Regions from separate parts of the Homo sapiens genome. Here regions 1, 2 and 3 are each linked to region 4. The links are chromatin contacts, found by Hi-C or POLR2A ChIA-PET in ENCODE. All regions are on one chromosome and are shown on one strand. Each heading gives the region's core, a stretch centred on a gene start or an enhancer-like site at or near the end of the contact. The rest is flanking DNA. Distances are from core to core; before and after follow the strand shown. Region 1 overlaps LOC112268413 (a long non-coding RNA gene). Region 2 has its middle 56 kb from the start of LINC02580. Region 3 overlaps LOC105374570 (a long non-coding RNA gene). Region 4 overlaps THADA (THADA armadillo repeat containing).

Region 1 (2,823 bases), core at 77-2,576, 480 kb before region 4:
TCTGTGCTGAAGGGAGCTGGGGTGGAGGCCAGGAAGAAAGGTTTGCAGGCATCGGCAGAGCCACTGAAGCTGCTCCTGTCACCAACAACCAAAGCTCTGAAAGAAAGGGGAGAAGTCCCTCCGGGGCCCCTTCCTTCATGCCCTGAGCAGCCAACCTGGCTCATACAGACCTCAGAGACCCAAGAGACATCAGAGATTAGCCAGAGCCAGTCCTTAGGCTTTCGAAAGGAGCAGCACAAACACACATAGGTGTGGGGGCATGAGGGGGGAGGAGGTGGTGGTGCTCCTGGCTGCAAGACACTAAGAGCACGGGGCCACACTGCTGGTGCTCAGCCCCAGCAGGGGCAAGGCTCAAGAGGGAAGCTGGAGTGTCCTCTTGGAGAGACCCCCACTGAATTAGATCACCTGCCTATTAATGAGGAGACCCCCTGACTGAGGACGCCAGCCTCTGACCAGTGGCTGAAACCCGTCTTCTAGGCATTAATCCAGAAGTTAGATGTACCATGAACCTTCTGGTCTTTCTTAAGAATCGTGGGATTTTTGGCCAGGCGCGGTGGCTCACGCCTGTAATGCCAACATTTTGGGAGGCCGAGGCTGGTGGATCACGCGGTCAGGAGATCGAGACCATCCTGGCTAACACGGTGAAACCCCCTTCTCTACTAAAAAACACAAAAAATTAGCTGGGCTTTGGTGGCTGGTGCCTGTAGTCCCAGCTACTTGGGATGCTGAGGCAGGAGAATGGCGTGAACCCAGGAGGCGGAGCTTGCAGTGAGCCGAGATCGCGCCACTGCACTCCAGCCTGGGCGACAAGAGTGAGACTGTCTCAAAAAAAAAAAAAAAAAAAAAAAAAAAAAGAATTGTGGGATTTTAGGGCTAGGCTGAGTTATGGTCTGAAGCTCACCTAGTCCAAGGCTGTCACCTCGCAGATAAGGAGACCAAAGCAAACGTGGAGTGAAGCTGGAGGTGGGCCTGGTCTCCTCCACAGAGGCCTTTCCTTCTTCCCCACCCTCCCCTTGGTCCTCCCTACTAGCCCCCACCATACGTTCTCTCTTTCATCCTCTCTCAGGGCTGGAATCTTTTCCCTGATAGCCCATCTTCTAAGACACAGCGGTCCCCAGATGTTACTTGAGCAGAAACAGAGCAAGCGCGGAGTGCCTGATGCCTCTGAGAACCTAATGAATGGCTCAGATGTCACGTGGCGATCTGGAGGGGAACACACATAGGACAGAAAACCAGACCCCACGGGACTGTTGAGCCCTCCAGAGTCAGACCGTGGTGTCTGAAGCAATGAAATAGGGTTAATTTGGCAAGGCTTGTCCCTGGGCACAGTTTCCCTCCCCGGCTCCAGTTTGTGCTTGCAATTCAAGTTTCTGGCACCAGATGGCAGCGTTGCTCTGTTATGAATGACTTGATGGAACAGTTTTAAAAGTCATTCATTCATTCATTCCACAAGTATTTACTGAGTGCTTTCAATGTGCCAAGCCCTTTTCTAAGTTCTTGGGATAGAGCAGTGAACTAAACACAAAAATCTGTGCCTCCTGGGAGCTTCATTCTCATGCAGGAAGACAATGAATAGATGAGAAAAACATTTGGCGCGTCAGATGATAGGTGCTATGGAGAAAAAAAATAAAGCAGATAGGGATGAAAGGAGGGCTGGAATAGGGGCATTGTGAAGTTAAAGGGGAGGTCAGAGATAATAAGATCAGGGAAACAGAGCTGCGCAGAGCAATGGAGGCTCTAGGCAGTGGGCGAAGCAGAGAATGTTTACATGGGAAGGGGCTTTAGAGGTGGCTTTGTTACATTTGACAGTTGGGGACACTGAGGCCCAGAGAGCTCAGTCTCAGCTGAAAAATCTGCCTCAATTGAAATGACCTGCCCAAGTGAAAAATCTGGAGGCAGGCAGCCTAGAGTTTCAGGTCCACCACATCCTACCCCGCTGCCCCTGCCACCTCCTAAACCCACCTCAGTCCTCCCGCAATGCAGCAGGACTAGGAACTCACCAAACTCTGTTTGCTTTTCTTTCTGGACACATTTTCTAGCCTGCCTTGCTATTACCATGTGCAGCTACCAAGTTCTGGCCAATGGCTATTGGGCAGGAGTAAGGTACATCTATTCCAGGCCTGGCCTCCAACAGTTCCTGTATCATCTTCCACGTACCACCTCCACTCCTTCCCCATCAGTGCAACTACAAGCACAAGACTCCAGAACTCTAGGGAATGAGGATGTTGCTAAAATAAGGGGGCCCTCTATGACTGCATGGAGATGAATACCCCATCACCATGCTTTGGACTGTGGTGTGACTGAGTTTGGTATGTTGAGCTATTGGGAGGTGGGGGTTGTTTGTTACAGCAGCTTTCTTACCCTAACTAATACACCCACCATCACTGAACCCAACTGAATGCATAGCCCGCCCAGCCTCAGCTCCCAACACTATATGGAGGACATCTGATGCTTCTGCCAACCCTTTCTCTCTTTGCCTGCTCTGAAGCCCATGTAGTCCAATGCCATTACCTCACAGATAAGGAAACCAAAGCAAATATAGCTGGTCATAGCTCCCTTTATATTCCAGGAGCCAAACCAGTTCTTGGTGAAGTTCTTTCTTATGATGCCTCTCCACCATCACCCAGAGCTGGGCACATGACCCAGGTGGTCATTCTGAGCACACAGTCCTCCCGGCCAAGTGACTGGTTCAGGGATAGACACATCATGCAATCAGAGTCTTGCTTAAGATTCAAGCTATAGATGCTGGAAAGAGGATCTGTCTTCCTCTGAGATGCTGAGTGATGACCAAGAGAGTTGGAAGCTGCTGGAGCCATTGCCCAA
Region 2 (2,855 bases), core at 186-2,685, 270 kb before region 4:
GAAGTTTGAGACCAGCCTGGGCAACATGGTGAGATTCCCATCTCTACAGAAAATTCATGCCTGTGGTCCCAGCTGAGGTGGGAGAATCACTTGAGCCCAGGAGGTTGAGGCTGCAGTGAGCTGTGTTCGCACCACTGCACTCCAGCTGGGTGACAGAGTGAGACCCTGTCTCAAAAAAGAAAAAGAAAAAGTAATATTACTTGCACCAGGCAGCCTTTGGCATTAGGGGCATGGACATGTGACATTCCAGGTCCCTTCCAGCCCTGTGTCTCACTCGCGCGCACACTCCTACCTGCCTCATCCTGATGTTGCCCATTGCATCCCTGTGACCTCCCGGTTCCTCCACAGCCAGGCATTGGCTCGTGGGAACTCGGTGCTCTCGGGTTTGGGTCCCAGTAGATTCTGGAACATCCCACCCCACGCCTGTCCTTCCCTGCCACCCCTGCTCCGCCCCAGGCCAGCATTCCTGGAAAGTTCAAAGGCACTTGGTTCAGGGGAGATGTTTCCACACAGCTTCTGTAGCTGGAACTGGGCTAGGCAGAGAGGGGGCCCACCCACAGCCCCACAGGGACTGCATCTTGAGACCAGAAAACTTGGAGTGGCCCTGGGGGAGCAGTGCTGTTCCCATTCTCTGTGGCAGGGGCCTTGGCAGGTGCAAGACCCAGAGTGTCCCCCCACAACCTGAGGGGGCTGCTTCTGGACACAGAGAGCTCAGGCCTCAAATGCATCTTTTCACTAGCCTTCCTGGGTCCTGCCCATTCCTAGAGACGGAGTTCACTATGCTCCTAGCCATGTGCTGGGTGCGGGGCGAGCCCCAGATGGCTCATCGCCACGAGGTGCAGGCACAGCCTCTCCATGAGCCATCAGGAACTCGGGGTTGCATCAAATCCCCAAAGACTTTACTGGGCCCACGCTAGGCATCAGCCTGGGATTCTCCTCCCAGGTCTCCACCAGCTGCTGAGCACAGCGGAGGTGGGGAGGCAAGAGCATGTCCTATCCTGCCTCCTGGCCCCCAGCCCCAGTAACACAGAACTAGGGTGCCTATTGTTTCAATGGCAGAAATCCCCCTCCCCTCCGACCCCTGCCCCCTGCAGCACTGCTCCCCATCACTGGGCTAAACGAATGACCCGCCACTCAGCAGGTGACGACTTACTCCTCCTTGGCCGGCCCTTCAGCTCCTCCTCCTCACCCATCCTGACTCAGAGGCCTGTCAGCTGCCACTGCCCCCGAGGCCTGGCAGATTTGGGTGGGAAGGAGCTATCTGGGTGCCAGGACCTGAGGGGCTGGCCATGCCCTCACTCCTTACTGACCTGACCTTTAGCAGGGCCTCTGAGCATTCTCTGATCTAGAAATGCCACATGTACACGCATGTGTGTGCACACACACACAAACACCCACACACTCACACCCAGCCGCTCTATGACCTGATGAAACAGTCTGGGTGCAGGGCTGAGGCAGGCCAGGGAGGAGAGTTAGACTGAGCAAAAGCAGGATGTGTGTGGAGCAGCCTCCTGGCCTCTCTCCCGCAGAGGCACTTCCTGGTACTGGAGGGCAAAGCGGCCCGGGGTTGGGAAAGAGACCGGTGCTGCTTGCTCCCTCTCCAGAACAGGCATTAATTCTGGCTGCCCCTTGGTATTGGCCTCCAACTTTATAGTTCTCTCCCTTTCTTTCTCTCTCTCTCTCCTACACACACCCCTCTAGACTCCTCCCCTGCACCTCCTCAAAATTTCTCACCCACCCTCACCCCACAGAAGGAGCATCAAAGCCCCACATAGCCTCTGGCCTCTCTCAACACCTAGGAGTTGAGATCAGGCCCTTGTGGCCCAGTCTTGGGGACTTCCCCCTACCAGGGTTGGCCCTCTTGGGTCCACGCCTCTTTGGCTAGACTTCTGATCGCTCTGGCGGCCACTCCGCAGTTTCACCACGCCTGCTCCTGCCTGCAACACACAGAAGTTGGCAGTGACTCTGCACTGCTCCCAGCACCCCGGATGGCTCAGGGCTGTGGCATTTTGTTTTCTTTCGTTTTTCGCCTTCATGTCTGTGCTGTTCACTGTGCCTGAAATCCCCTCCCCGCTAACCCTCCTGCCCATAGCGTCAGTGGCCCACATGTCAGCACCCAGCACTTACCACTAGCGAGGCTGTGTCCTATCCTCCTGACCATGCCAATGAAAAAAGTCCCATTAATTATACCCACTGTTGGCCGGGTGCGATGGCTCTCACCTGTAATCCCAGCACTTTGGGAGGCCGAGGCAGAAGGATCACTTGAGCTCAGGAGTTCAAGACCAGCCTGGGCAACATGGCAAGCCCCATCTCTACAAACAATGCAAAAATTAGCCGGGTGTGGTGGCGTGCACCTGTAGTCCCAGTCCCAGCTACTTGGGAGGCTGAGGTGGGAGGATCACTGGAGCCCTGGAGGTGGAGGTTGCTGTGAGCTGAGATCACGCCACTGCACTCCAGCCTGGGCAACTGAGGGACCTTGTCTCAAAAAAAAAAAAAAAAAAAAGATACCATTGTTCAGAGGAGGAAGCTGAGCTGACAGAGGTCAAGGAAGATGCATTTCTACCCAGCTTTCAAGATTCACTTTGGACATCACCTTCCTCAGACTCTGCCTTCTCCTCTTCACCGCCCCACTACGCCCCAGGCAGGAGAAACTGCTCCCAGCCTAGAGCCACTGCCCGTTGTAGTGACTTCTGTTTGAGGCTGAGACCTCAGCCCCCAGGTCCTGATTTGTGCCCTCCTCCCTCAGTTTTGGGGCCTGTGAGAGTGGGTGGCTGGGCCTGGGGCTGAGTCACTGCCTAGCCTTGCCTGCCCAGCCCCGAACCAGGCAAGCCTCGGTGCAGGTGACCCTGCTGCCC
Region 3 (3,194 bases), core at 546-3,045, 290 kb before region 4:
GGGCCTCTCAGTCTCCCCTCTCTGCTGTCCCGCTCAAATGGTGGGGAGGGGGTAGAGTAGGACAATTCAGAGAGAGGAACTAATCCCCTCCCTCATCCCACTGGGATGCAGAGGAGGAGGCCAGGCTGAAAGGGAACCACACACATCTCCAGTCACTTCTGTCATTGCTATACTGACCCTACAGCACTTCCCATGTGCCACTGGGCCTGCAGGTCGGTATTGGCAAGGGTGAAGGTGAGGGGACGCAAAAGGGAATGCTAGGCTGTGGCGGGGAAGGGCTGGCCTGGGCTCCCAGGAGGTGAGGGGCTGAGTCCCAGGTCATGGTGGCCGGACACAGAGGCGGGTAGAAGGCCAGCAGGGCTGCCCCATCTGAGCCTGGGAGAGCCTGGGAACCCAAAGGCCCATCACAGAGGCTCGGAGGCAGCTGTGTCCACGCGAGACAGAACTTAGGCTGGACTTGGGGGTACAACCCCAGGATAAACTTGGACACATTGAAGGGCAAGCAGCTTGGCCTCTGTCCAACAGGAAACCCCCTCTGCACAAGGAGAGAGGGAATGAGCACAGAGTAGAGGTGCCATGTGTTTCCCAGGGCTTCACTGCAGACAGCATCTCCTGGGAGGTAAACTGAGGCCCCTGTGTGCAAAGCAAGAAACTAGGGCAAGCCCCTTGGGGCTAAAGGTCAAGGAACTGAAGGTTCCAATTTACCTGCCCTGGTAGTTTCTGGCAAGAGACCTCCACCGCCTTCCCTTCCAGGATATGCCAGGCTGCAGGCTACAGTGCCGAGAAGGAGAAGACGGAGGCGGTGGTGATGTCACCCAAGGAATTAAGTAAGCAGGGGAGCTGATAACATCGTCCAGCCAGGCTCACTGTGGGCAGGGTGACTCACTGAAGACGGCCTGCGATCGCCAGGTGATTGTTGTTGTGCCCAGCCTGTGGGGCTGGGGAGGAGGAAGGGGGGCAGGCCACAGAGCTGTGACAAGTTCCTCACCGAGGCCCCTGCTCAGGGGAGAGACCTCAGTACACAGTGTCCTCCACCTCTGAGCCCGGGGCTGGCTCAGGAAACAGCCCCCCTCTGCCTGTGCGATTATCTTTGTCCACAGTGTTTGGTGTGTGTTTGTGGGGTGTGTCAGGTGATTTTCCTGCCCGAAGCCTGCTGGGTGCTCCAGGTACTAGCGATTGCTCACAGCAGAGCAGTAGCCCCCTCCCTGGTTGGACAACTGTCTGTGGAGACAACACCGGATGGCAAACTGCTAACCGCAACCACGTGGCGTCCTTACAGAGGGAACAGCCTGTTCCTCCCGCTGAGGGCACCTGCAGACCTGCCCCATTCATGGCTCCCTTCTCCCTCAGTCCCTGCTGAGGGGATGGTCCCTTCCCACCCTTAAGGGCACCATGGACTGTTGTCCAAGTTGAGAACTGTCCAACTGCAGGGGGCACCATTCACTTGGCAGTCTTCGTGCCAGATGCTATGGCTGTCCACAGTGGCCCTGCCCCTTCCCTTTTGTAAATTACTTCTCAGTTCCCTCCTCCACCAGAATTATCACACCAAACTTTCCCCCATGTATGCTTGCTTCTTTATCACCTGACACTCTCATTCATTCATTCCACAAAAAAATTGTGGCGTTTGTGCAAGGTACTATTCTAGGCAAGGGAACAAGACAGACCCTCCTGGAGCTCATGGAGTTCATATTCTAGCATGGGGGAGAACCAATAAATAAATAATTGGATACATAAAACTGCAAGTGACAATAAGTGCTACAAAGAAAACTAAAGCCAGCCCAGGATAGAGGGTGATAGTGCCCTACTTCAGCTAGGACTGCCAGAAAGGCTTCTCTGTGGGGAGGTGGCCTCTGAGGGGAGACCTGGAGGCAGCAAAGGAGGAAGCCTTCCCGGCAGAGCCCCTCCCATTGGCACCCAATGCCAAAAGAAGTTTCTATAACCCGTCCTGGTTCTGCCAGGAGCCTGCGGCATGGCCTGGGGCGCTCAATTCCCAGTGCAGGGTGTCTATTTCTTCCCCCAACAAACAAGAGGCCTAGTCGCATAGTCTCTTCCAGCACAAATTCACCCACCTGTCGGCTTGAGGAACATGACAGGAATCTGGGTTGGAAGGCCAACTCAGCCACCCACAAGCTGTGTCATCTTGAGCAGGTTACTCAGCCTCTCTGAGCCAGTTTTCTTTCCTATAAAATGTCAGGGAATTGTGGAGGATTAAATGAGGTTGTGGAACTGAAACCACCTGGCACAGGTGCTATCTATGAAGTGAGTGCTTCATAGATATTTTCTGGGGCTGCGCCTAGGTGAGGTGGGGCGAGGTGGGGTGAGGTGGGGCGAGGTGGGGTGAGGTGGGGCGAGGTGGGGTGAGGTGGGGCGAGGTGGGGCCTGGGGGTGCGGTGAGGAGGCGGCTTCCACTGGAGGAGCCTGGAGAAGGCAATGCTGACCCCAAGACGCAAAGCTCTGGTGGCTGCCCAGGTCTGCAGTGGCAGGGCCCGGGGAGCTGGCCCAGGCTGGGACCCTACCTCTACCCACCCCGGGCCTGTGCACTTCCCACTGACAGCAGCCGGTGGGGCGGGCAGGGAGCTACAGTGGGGCCCCCAAGAACTGTCACTCCGCGGCCTAGCTTTCAACATCCTTTGGGGCCCAAGCCACTCAGTTCAACCTCTCTTCCTTCCTCCTTCACTCAGGCTGTTTTGAGTGAGGGCCAGCCACACTCAGACTCCAGCCATGGTGCTCCCTCTCAGCTCCAAGAGCCCAAGGCAAGGAGGTGGAAGGTTAATCAGAGTCCACCCTGGTCAACACAACTTCCCTAACACCTGATGTGAGTTTAGGCATTTAGACCCTGCCGGGAACCCAGAGGAACATGCAGGTGCTCAGCAGGTGCAGGGTGCGGGCAATAACACCAATAGCAGTAATAATAACTAGCCTTCTCGGCTGCCATGGGCCAGGTGCTTTTCATCTAAGACCTTGCTTGATGTTAATCCTGAGATGTGGGCATTTTTTATCCCCTTTCATACTTGAGGAAACTGAGGCTCCAGGAAGGAGGGGTTGTGGGGTGTCGGCGGCAGGGTTTGTGGGCCTACTTCCTGCAGGACAGGAACCTTGCAAGGCACAGGGGATCTGGAGAAGCAGAATTGGAAAGACTCGGGTGGGTGGACCAGCCTGAGGCTGGGGAAGGGCCTTGCAGGGGATTCCTGTCC
Region 4 (3,164 bases), core at 208-2,707:
CTTGCTCTCTGAACCTCAATTTCCTCAACGGGCAAATGAGGGTGATAACACCTCTTCTCAGAGTCACTGTAAGTAAAATGACCAGTTCAATACTTGGCAGAAAGACGGGGCTCAACAAAGGTTGGTCTACTTCCTACTGACTTCTCTGCTCAGAACACTTTCTTTCTTGTTTTCTGCATTCCTGGGTCAAAATCTACTTCTTAATAAATTCCTTAAACTGCCTAACCAATTTTAATAAGCTACTACTGTCTAGCTTGTTAAAATTGTATGTGTGTGTGTGTGTGTGTGTGTGTGTGTGTGTGTGTGTGTGATGGTATTAAATTTAATATCCCAAGTTTAATTTTGCTACTCAAAATGTGATCTACAGACCAGCAGCAGTGGCATTATCTGGAAGACCATTTGGAAGTCGGACTCTCAGGCCTCACCTCAGATTTACTGAAATCAGAATTTATATGATAGCCAAGTGATATGTTTACATCTTAAAGTTTTAGAAACACTGTTCTATAACACACATGGACAGTCAATAAGTCAGAGCCTAGGCTCTGTACTTAAGGAATCAAGGGTGGTGCTTCTGCTTACAGGACATTTTGCTTACAGTGACTCTCAGAAGATGTGTTATCACCCTCATTTGCAAGTTGAGGAAATTGAGGTTCAGAGAGCAAGCAAGGCAGTTACAGAGCTACAATTTGAACCCAAGAGTGCAGGGCTTGTCAAGAGTGATAGATGTGCTCTTTCTGTTACACCAAAATAACCTTGTATTTTGGTTGGTGGCACTTCTGCTGTTGGTGATGTTCTATGAATCTACTTCATAAAGCACCTTACTTACTGGAAGAAAGCAACTACAACCGCAGCATTTTCTTTCACTGGAAGAACAGACTGATTGCAAACTTCTTACTTTGTATTTTTAGAGGTTAACAAATGATGCCCTAAGTACACTGGCTTCAAAGCAATATTTAAATTTTCTATATTAATGCAATCTTTGTTTTATATAATGGATACTTTGAATATAATGAGTAGTATCAGCATTCTGATTATATGTAAACTAAGCAACATTTTGGAAAGGTACTTTCAGGTACCACTGAAAGGTACTTTCAATGTAGTAATTTATTATTTCTAGGATGCAATGAACAACAGACTGAGTAGTAAAAAGCTTCCACAAATTCAATGTTCTTAAGACAGAGCACAGGTTCTAAAGCAAATCTCTGTTTCTAATGTAAACTGCAATTCTGTGCACATGCCTTTCCTCCTTGCATCAACTTTCTGAAAACATTTCTTAGTTCTTTCCACTTATTCATGAAAGAACAATTTTTAAGGCCCCTGAAAGTAAAATTTACCACCCAAATTCCTAAAATGAATCACCAAATGCCAGATGAAGGAGACTGGTAACTTTGTATATCAGGAAACAAAAACCAGTCTGCCTGAGTCATCTCTGTGATCAAAGATAACACAGCCACAGCCAAGGCTTGGCGCAAACAAATAGCTCTGCAAGCGCATGCCAGAACCTCATGTTTAATGGTTTTCTCACATTAAAATGCATAAGTCAGCTCTGTGAAACAAGGAAGTGAAACCTAGGACACTACATACATAAGAAATACTCTCTTGAGTTTGGTTTCTTACCCTTCTGCTCCAAATCCACTTCAATTTTTGGTAGAAACACAAAAATGAAGGTACTGTTTTGTCAAGAGCTAAGCAGAAAGGTAATAGCTAACTAATATGATAGGCTTCTGAAAGGTTTCATGAGAAAATTTTAATACTTCTTGGAGGCCTACATATTTAGGCCTTTGATCCAAAATGAACAAAGTAATCAGAAGACGGCAAATGCCTGAAAAGATGTAACACAAGAAGTGGTAATAGGCTCTAAAAGAAGAGAACCCTGTTATATTATTTCATGAATACTCTATATTCATGGCTTTTTTCAGGTACTACAAACGTAAAAGAGAAGACGAGTGGGAATTCATGCCACATGGCATTACCATTTACATGCCACCCATTGCACCGGCTCGCAGACTCTTCCAGAGTGAAGAGGCAGATGTCCTGACATCCTCTCGAACCCGTGGACAGAAGATACATACCAGAACCAAGCCTGCTCCGTGCTAGCCAGGCTCAACACAGGAATAACGCAAACATGGGGCTATGTCTTTCAAAAGGAGTATCTCCTATCAACACCATCCACCTGCCTTGGAGCAGACAGGGCTCAAAGAAAACATTACTTACACAGGTTCTAATGAGATCCTGTACCCACAATATAAGCACCTTACTCTGAAACACTGGGGGCAATGGCAGGAAAACCCAGGCCTCTGCTTTCACAAGACCCCTCCCAAAGTTTGTGTGTGTGTGTGTGTGTGTGTGTGTGTGTGTATACAAGTTATATATATATACACGCACACACACAATAGTTATATACAAAAGTTTTACATATAATATATATAATAGTTATATATATAATAGTTTTTAATATATACAATAGGTTTACATATATAAAAAAATATATAATATGGCCGGGCGCGGTGGCTCATGCCTGTAATCCCAGCACTTTGGGAGAATGAGGTGGGCGGATCACAAGGTCAGGAGATCGAGACCATTCTGGCTAACACAGTGAAACCCCATCTCTACTAAAAATACAAAAAATTATCCAGGCGTGGTGGCGGGTGCCTGTAGCCCCAGCTACTCCGGAGGCTGAGGCAGAAGAATGGCGTGAACCTGGGAGGGGGAGCTTGCAGTGAGCCGAGATCGCGCCACTGCACTCCAACCCAGGCGACAGAGCGAGACTCCGTCTCAAAAAACAAACAAACAAACAAATAATATATATATATAAAATATATATGATATATATAAAATAGTTTCTGAAATAAGAAGAAGATAAAATATTCCCGTAAAACTCCCACGCCAACCTAGACAATTTCTACACAGCATGACACTACCTCATAATGAAGGGAACAAAAGGTCCCATGCTGAGAGCAGAAGAAGTACCATCCATCGGGGAAGCGTAGAGTCTCTCCAACACCAAAAGTAAGAGAAACATGCTTGGATGACGATTTGGTTCTCCCATATCACTGAAACAACAATTATTACACATGAAAGATTTCACATTTAGGTAGTGAAGCACTCCTCCTTCAAACATTTTTCTCATGAAATAATTATGTATATGGCCGGGTGCGGTGACT

What was found. Hi-C counts contacts between places; a loop is a spot of excess contacts on that map. ChIA-PET counts read pairs that join two places held with the same protein, here RNA polymerase II (POLR2A). Pooled maps may share reads with other maps.
Region 1: a loop to region 4 is called in a pooled map, with 4 times the contacts of the local background. The contact joins two enhancer-like sites. A Hi-C loop is called at or near these places in 1 of 37 single-sample maps with no recorded cell type and 5 of 50 pooled maps. POLR2A ChIA-PET finds 5 or more read pairs at or near these places in 2 of 52 experiments (B cell and PC-9).
Region 2: a loop to region 4 is called in a pooled map, with 5 times the contacts of the local background. The contact joins two enhancer-like sites. A Hi-C loop is called at or near these places in 1 of 168 maps with a recorded cell type or tissue (Caco-2) and 7 of 50 pooled maps. POLR2A ChIA-PET finds 5 or more read pairs at or near these places in 1 of 52 experiments (GM12878).
Region 3: a map of GM12878 shows a loop between it and region 4 (16-fold over the local background). The contact joins two enhancer-like sites. A Hi-C loop is called at or near these places in 3 of 168 maps with a recorded cell type or tissue (CD4-positive, alpha-beta memory T cell, GM12878 and naive thymus-derived CD4-positive, alpha-beta T cell), 6 of 37 single-sample maps with no recorded cell type and 16 of 50 pooled maps. POLR2A ChIA-PET finds 5 or more read pairs at or near these places in 2 of 52 experiments (H1 and activated CD4-positive, alpha-beta memory T cell).

What each region holds. Positions count from the first base shown.
Region 1 is chr2:42,945,650-42,948,472 of GRCh38, forward strand. All of the region lies in intron 1 of LOC112268413 (a long non-coding RNA gene), which reads left to right. Among named protein-coding and RNA genes, the nearest start is that of LINC01819, 92 kb to the right of the region's middle. RefSeq lists an enhancer at 1-701. Within about 2 kb of position 1,327, at least 10 of the 41 ENCODE cell types and tissues checked have a DNase peak (open chromatin) inside an H3K27ac peak, as active enhancers do.
Region 2 is chr2:43,157,181-43,160,035 of GRCh38, forward strand. No RefSeq gene overlaps it. Among named protein-coding and RNA genes, the nearest start is that of LINC02580, 56 kb to the left of the region's middle. RefSeq lists an enhancer at 594-1,112 and silencers at 1,327-1,522, 1,370-1,439. Within about 2 kb of position 1,436, at least 35 of the 41 ENCODE cell types and tissues checked have a DNase peak (open chromatin) inside an H3K27ac peak, as active enhancers do.
Region 3 is chr2:43,130,301-43,133,494 of GRCh38, forward strand. LOC105374570 (a long non-coding RNA gene) reads left to right here. Exons shown (of 3, transcript XR_940018.3): 3 at 754-2,074. Among named protein-coding and RNA genes, the nearest start is that of LINC02580, 29 kb to the left of the region's middle. RefSeq lists enhancers at 814-873, 2,972-3,194 and a silencer at 1,364-1,413. Within about 2 kb of position 1,796, at least 16 of the 41 ENCODE cell types and tissues checked have a DNase peak (open chromatin) inside an H3K27ac peak, as active enhancers do.
Region 4 is chr2:43,425,179-43,428,342 of GRCh38, forward strand. It overlaps THADA (THADA armadillo repeat containing), which reads right to left. Exons shown (of 38, transcript NM_022065.5): 28 at 2,922-3,053. Among named protein-coding and RNA genes, the nearest start is that of THADA, 170 kb to the right of the region's middle. RefSeq lists enhancers at 800-879, 918-2,117, 1,272-1,361, 1,382-1,441. Within about 2 kb of position 1,458, at least 24 of the 41 ENCODE cell types and tissues checked have a DNase peak (open chromatin) inside an H3K27ac peak, as active enhancers do.